2 separate regions of the Mus musculus genome follow, and region 2 is linked to region 1. The links are chromatin loops, found by intact Hi-C in ENCODE. Cell type or tissue: heart. All regions are shown on one strand. Links, peaks and the distances in the headings refer to the core of each region. The heading gives the core; the rest is flanking DNA.

What was found. A loop is a pair of places that touch in the nucleus more often than their neighbours do. Peaks named below come from ENCODE experiments on the same cell type or tissue, not always from the same donor. Only the 100,000 strongest peaks of a DNase experiment are listed, where the experiment ranks them.
Region 2: a loop joins it to region 1, with 2.9 times the contacts of the local background. A loop is called at or near these places in 1 of 42 quality-filtered maps.

The regions. Positions count from the first base shown.
Region 1 is chr11:75,191,434-75,194,335 of GRCm38, forward strand. Rtn4rl1 (reticulon 4 receptor-like 1) reads left to right here and starts at 2,560. Exons shown (of 2, transcript NM_177708.5): 1 at 2,560-2,861. The coding sequence starts at 2,849. In heart, for the core only: CTCF peaks have their summits at 1,524 (motif pointing right) and 2,458; DNase peaks (open chromatin) are centred at 548, 1,588 and 2,458; H3K4me3 peaks cover 1,414 bases; H3K27ac peaks cover 1,817 bases; H3K27me3 peaks cover 1,157 bases.
Region 2 is chr11:75,346,997-75,349,898 of GRCm38, forward strand. It overlaps Rpa1 (replication protein A1), which reads right to left and starts at 1,387. Exons shown (of 17, transcript NM_026653.2): 1 at 1,230-1,387. The coding sequence starts at 1,262. It overlaps Smyd4 (SET and MYND domain containing 4), which reads left to right and starts at 1,437. Exons shown (of 11, transcript NM_001102611.1): 1 at 1,437-1,755; 2 at 2,673-2,818. The coding sequence starts at 2,685. In heart, for the core only: no CTCF peak of the experiment used is centred there; a DNase peak (open chromatin) is centred at 1,505; H3K4me3 peaks cover 2,096 bases; H3K27ac peaks cover 1,744 bases.

The DNA.
Region 1 (2,902 bases), core at 403-2,902:
GGGTCGATGCCCCTTCAGTCTCTGCAACTCTTAAGACAGATATAGCTTGACCCAGAGTGTGCTCATCAAGGAACAATGGTTCACCTTAATAAGAGTCCAGCCTGGGCTTCCTGTGTCTCCCAGCCTCTCTAGACATCCCTACCCCTCAGTGCATTCTGGAGCCCACTCTGCCACCTCAGCATACCAAAGCCTAGTCTGTCCGTGGGCACCTTCTGTTCTAGCTTTCACTTCAAGTTCTATAGTGGAAAGATTGGTGCCAATGGCCCAATGGCTTCTCCCCAGCAGCCCTCTCATCTCCTGGGGCCTTTACCTGATCAGAGGTATGCACCACCGTCTCCCAACATTGCTGTATAGCTTCTGTCACATGTGAGCAGCCCTGCCCCCACTTAGGAAACCAGATGATACAGGATAAAGGCTGCAGTGCAAAACCATCGTGACTGTGTCCCTAAGACCTTGCCGAGCAGGACAGTGGTAACTGTCAATCAGCTTGGGCTGAGGACACTTCCATCTGTCCAGTGAGGGTCCCCCTTCCTGAGTTACTCAGCAGTCTGAGTAATTACTGCCTGATGAGAAGGCAGGCTCAATGCAACCCCCTCCCCCATTACACCACAACACCCACCAACAGCCACCCCCATTCCCTGGCTGGACTCCAAGTCAACATCCAGCCCTCCTAAATCCCAAAATAACTGCTTCTCACACTCACACCGCCCAAGTCTGCCCAATACATTGGAGTCGATGGGGCAAGGGGTTCATGGGGAGGCGGCACGGGAAGGTGGGAAAGTGAATAGCAAAGCCCTCATCCTGGCCCACAGTTTAGTACTGATTACTGGATGCTGCTGAGCAAGTCAGCTAGCCTCTCTGGGCCTTAGTTTTGTGTCTCCACAGCTCTGTTCTAAGAGTTTAGTTTGCCAGGGCTCAGGTGGTGCAGGTTCCTGCAGCTGGCAGGAACTAAGGAATACCTCACTTTGTGTTCCCAACCCTAGAAGGACCAAGCTGAAGAATGTTCTAAACAAGGTTACTTCAAACATTTGTGCAGTCTTTCCTTTCCAGGTGTCCTCTCTGCTCCACCTGTTGAACCCAGACTTTCTGAGGGAGAATCAGGTCTGATTCTCCCTCACACTCAGCTCAAACCAGGGGCCGGGACCTTAGGGTTCTGAGTATCTGTATTCGTGCCAGTGATAATGGCCTTGCTTCTGACTTCTGATCACCCCTCCAAGTTTACTCCACAGAGAACTTAGATCTCTGGTTAGATGGCAGCTGTCACATTAGCTCCACTTCCACCCCATCCCCCACTCGCATCCCGGATCAGCTCCAGAGCAACACCCTCTTTGTCTTTCTTCCAGACACTTCCATCATCTGAACTTTTCTCTTTTTGTCCTATTAGAGTATAAACTCAAGGAGGACAGGGACCTTCTCTTTTTCACTGGCTGAATTTCCACATAGTGTAATACATAAAACTCTAATATGTTCAACGAGTGACCTGGCCCAGTCTTTTTCCTCTTAGGGAGTCCTTCTTATCCCGGGCCAGTAGGGGGTGCCGGCCTCCACCTAGGATCTCTGCTGGCTTGAACCTTCTCCACACTTGGCCCAAAGGGCCCTTGCAGGACCGACCGGCTTTTCAGGCGGTACCTCCTCCCTGTTTGGAGAATCCTCTCATGGGTGGGGTCTGTGTAGGACTAAAGGGGACCGGGGAGGCCTTCCAGCCAGAGATAGCCCACCTGAACTCCCATAGTTCTTTATACGATTTTCAACTGGACATCCCCAAATGCTAGCTGTCCCGCACATCTCCCCCCAAAGAACAGTGTCTTGGAACTCTGGATGGGCGGGCGGGGTGGGGGGAAGGCTATGTCGCCGGAGCAGTTCTGGGCAGGGAAGAGCCGTCGAGCCTCACAGGAAGGAAGGGACGCGGGTCAGAGAGGAGACGGGGCAAGGGTGTTGGACTTGTCATCGGGGCTCAGGGCCGGTACACTGTTCCAGCCGCTTCTCTTGATGACCTCCAGCAGCGAAGGGCAAACAGGCGGGGGCTGGGCTGCGGGTGCGTGCTCGGAGAAGCCTGCGGGGCCGGGGAGGGCGATTACAGTGGCCGGACGACCCGCGGATGACTGGGGCAGGTACTTGGACGGACGCGGGCCGAGGATCATCCCCGGGGGCAGGTGCAGCGAAAACACCTTGGAAGGCGGCGCCGCACGGCTGAGCGCCGCTGCCCTGGGAATAGGACGGCGCTCCGCACCGCGAGCTGAGAGCACTTTCATAAATTTTGTATGGGAGGCGCTCCGTGAGCGGGGGCGGGGAACGGAGCGGGAGGGAGGGAGCTGAAGAGCGAGGGAGGGAGGGAGGAGGAAGAGAGGTGGGGGAAGCCGGGGGGAGGAAGGGAGGCGCCCCGCTCGGCGGATCGCTCGGTCCTGCAAACGCGCGCCGGGCGCTTTCCCGGAGCTAGGCTGTGCGTACGAGCGCCCTTTTGCAGCAGCCGCTGCCCGAGGGGGCGGGGAAGAGGGGACATCGGCTGGCCGGCTAGGGGGCGGCGTCCCCCCTCAAAACCGCCTGCAAAGTGTTTGGGGCGGCAGAATCAGGCCGCCGGCTCGGCGGAGCAAGCCACTCGCCCGGGGCTGAGCGAGCGCACCGCGTTGGTTGGCAGCGCCGCGGTTGCTAGCAGGCGCCGGTGCCCTGAGCACCGGGTTTGGGCTCACCATGCCCCTGCGGGACCGGGCCGCCGGGCACAAGCGGATTCCCGGCTTGCCCCCGCCTCGACGCGCTCGGATTAGCTGCAGCTGGCGCCCAGGGATTTGAATCTGGACCCCAGGAGGGAGCGCGCCTAGGCCGACCTCGGAGCGGCGGCCCCGCGGCCAACATGCTTCGCAAAGGTGAGTTGGAACCTCAGGGGCAAGTTGGAGTTGCATGGAAC
Region 2 (2,902 bases), core at 163-2,662, 160 kb after region 1:
CAACAAAAGACTATTCCAGGGCTGGTGAGATGGCTCAGTGGGTAAGAGCACCCGACTGCTCTTCCGAAGGTCAGGAGTTCAAATCCCAGCAACCACATGGTGGCTCACAACCATCCGTAACAAGATCTGACTCCCTCTTCTGGAGTGTATGAAGACAGCTACAGTGTACTTACATATAATCAATAAATAAATCTTTAAAAAAAAAAAAGACTATTCCAGTGGGGATGGAAAAGTTAAGTGTGGAGTTAAAATATACTTCAACTGGTGATGGACTAGGTGTCCAGAGTCGGGCAAAAGGATGCTCTGTGGTAGAGGTGCCTGCTGTGTAAGCCCAGCTACCTGAGCTCAATCCACAGAATCCACAGCGGAGTGGGAAGAGAAACAACGTCCCAGAGTTGTCCTCTGGCATCCGACGCACATTCGCCATCCCCAAGATGTCATACATATGTGTACATACTACACACTGGCGCACGCGCACACACACTCTTTTTTAAAATTCAGACTTAGAGGGACATAAAGGATTTGCTCTGATATATGTTCAATTGAAAATGACTTTGAAGATAGAGGGCAGATCGAAGGAAGCTCAGCAGGAAAGAATTAATAACATGCAGGTGAAGGGCTATAAACTAGTCTGCAGAGGGCCTTGGCTCGACAAAAAAATCTATGGGGTTTGCCGGTAAAATAAGGAAAAAGTTGTCAACATGAAACACAGAACACTAGCAAGAGAGGAGTGTTAGCAGAAAGAAGCCAACAAGCTCAAACAATTAGGTCGGCTGAAAAATTTTAAAATGTCTTCTGATTTGGCTACTGGGAAGCCACTGGTGACTTCGGTCAGCGTTTTCTCTCTCGTGACCAGAGAGATGTCTAGTAGCAATAATGAGTTAGGAGGATGTAAAAGAAGTAAAACAGCCGAAAACAAGTCCAAAAAGTTTGGGGTGATGGAGAAAGGGAGGAAACAGAGGCCGCCGAAGATAGACAGCGGCATGTTTATTTGTCTTGTTTTCTTAGATGTAAACAAACTAAAAAAACTCGTGAGTTCTTCTGCCAGTACCGGGTTGCCTCCAGCATCCTCTGATGGTCTTAGAGACCCCGGGATGCTCCCCCGCGGCCGTATAATTTCCTCCCTGACGCTCTCCCGATCGACAGCGGCTCCCTCCCCGGGTCCTCTTTGCACCGCTCCAAGGCCGCGCTGCTAGGGCCATCGAGCCCGCTCAGGGTCGTCTCCTTACCTCGATGGCCCCCTCGCTCAGGTGTCCCACCATGGCTGCACCGCTAACTCCCGCGCTCGCGCTCTTGCACCGCCTGAGCTTCTCTGCCGGGGTCCCGCGGGCTGCTCAACGATTGGCTAGAGCAACTGTGCGTGCCGATCCGCCCCCAGCGTGAGCGCGGTGCGAGGGGCGGGCCTAGACGCCGATAGCCACCGCATTGGCTACCGCGCGGCAGGCAGAGCACGTGACTCTTCCGAGGCCGGGTTCGAGGCCTAGTGGCGGGATGGCGGGACGTGAGGGCGGGGCGCTGGGTCGCAGTGCGCCTGTGTCAGCGCGGTGCTACTGAGTTGTTCCCCCGCCAGCTGTCGGAACTTTGCCCGCCCAGTCCTTTGGCGGACAGACAGAATGGCAACCCAGGGAACAGTCGGAGCTCTCCCCTGGTAACTGCTGCTAAATATAGTCAAAGCAGTGACCTGGGTACTTCTTCACGCAGTGCGTGCCCGGCGCCGGTGCCAGGCCCAGAGCTTGGCACTGTGGGATAAACAAGGTAAATCAGACTCAGTCTCCGCCCTCTTGAGTTCCACCTGAGAGTTGTGGCCGCAAGGAACCCAGCCTCAAGGATGGTAGACGCGATATGGGCCACACATGTGGAGCTCCAGAGTGGGGGTCAAAAATCAATCAGGCTTTCGAGAGGCGATGCGGTTTGAACTGAGTTAAAGTGTGTGTAGAAATTTGTCAGGTGGATTCCAGTGAGGATAGTGATGTTCCTAAAAGCCCAAATGGCCTATGCAAAAGTATTGGAGAGCCTGGCGTGCTGGCTGGCTCTGATCTGTTTGTAATCCCAGCCTTTGGGATGTAGAAGCAGCAAAAGTTCAAGGTCACCCTTAACACCGTTGAGTTCGAGGTCAACCTGAACTAAATGAGACCCTGAAAAATCAAAATTTGGGACCCAGGCGTGGTGGCATTCGAGGTAAAAGCAGGCAGATCTCTGAGTTCGAAGCCAGCCAGGCTAACATAAGATCCGGTCTCAAAAAAAAAAAGTAATAAAAATAAAAAGGGAGAGAGGCTATATGAACTGAAAGAAAGACCTGGAGATCAAAACAGAAAACTGAGCCGTCTAAGAAATGAAAATATTTAACTTCATAGTTGCTGGAGTAAGAAGTCTGGAAAACTTTGGGCAACTAAGGTAAACAGGTCTAGAAAGACTGGAATAGTAGCCATCTACTGGTATTTTGATCTCTGTTTGTACAACCACAACCTACTATAGTTTCTCAAACAGTTCCAAAGAATATGTCTGGGTGAATTGGTACCACACCACAGATTAACTCTCCTTCAGCATATCAACAGCTATAGAAAACCCCAGAAGAAATGATTTTGGTTGCGTGTCACTTGGTAGGATGAAATCTCGATTTTCTAGAACTATGCATTAATAGAAAGCTGAATCTTCATGTTCTGACTTTACAGAGCTGCGGCAGCATGGATCTACCGGTGGATGAATGGAAGTCCTACCTACTTAAGAAGTGGGCTTCACTCCCGAAGTCTGTGCAGGACACAATTTCTACAGCAGAGACTTTGAGCGACATCTTCCTTCCTTCTTCTTCCCTTCTTCAGTAAGTGAATGGAAACTTCAGGGAAATTTTGGTCTGGAAAATGTTCTGCCTTGTCATTTGGTCTGAATATCTCTTTTTTATAGG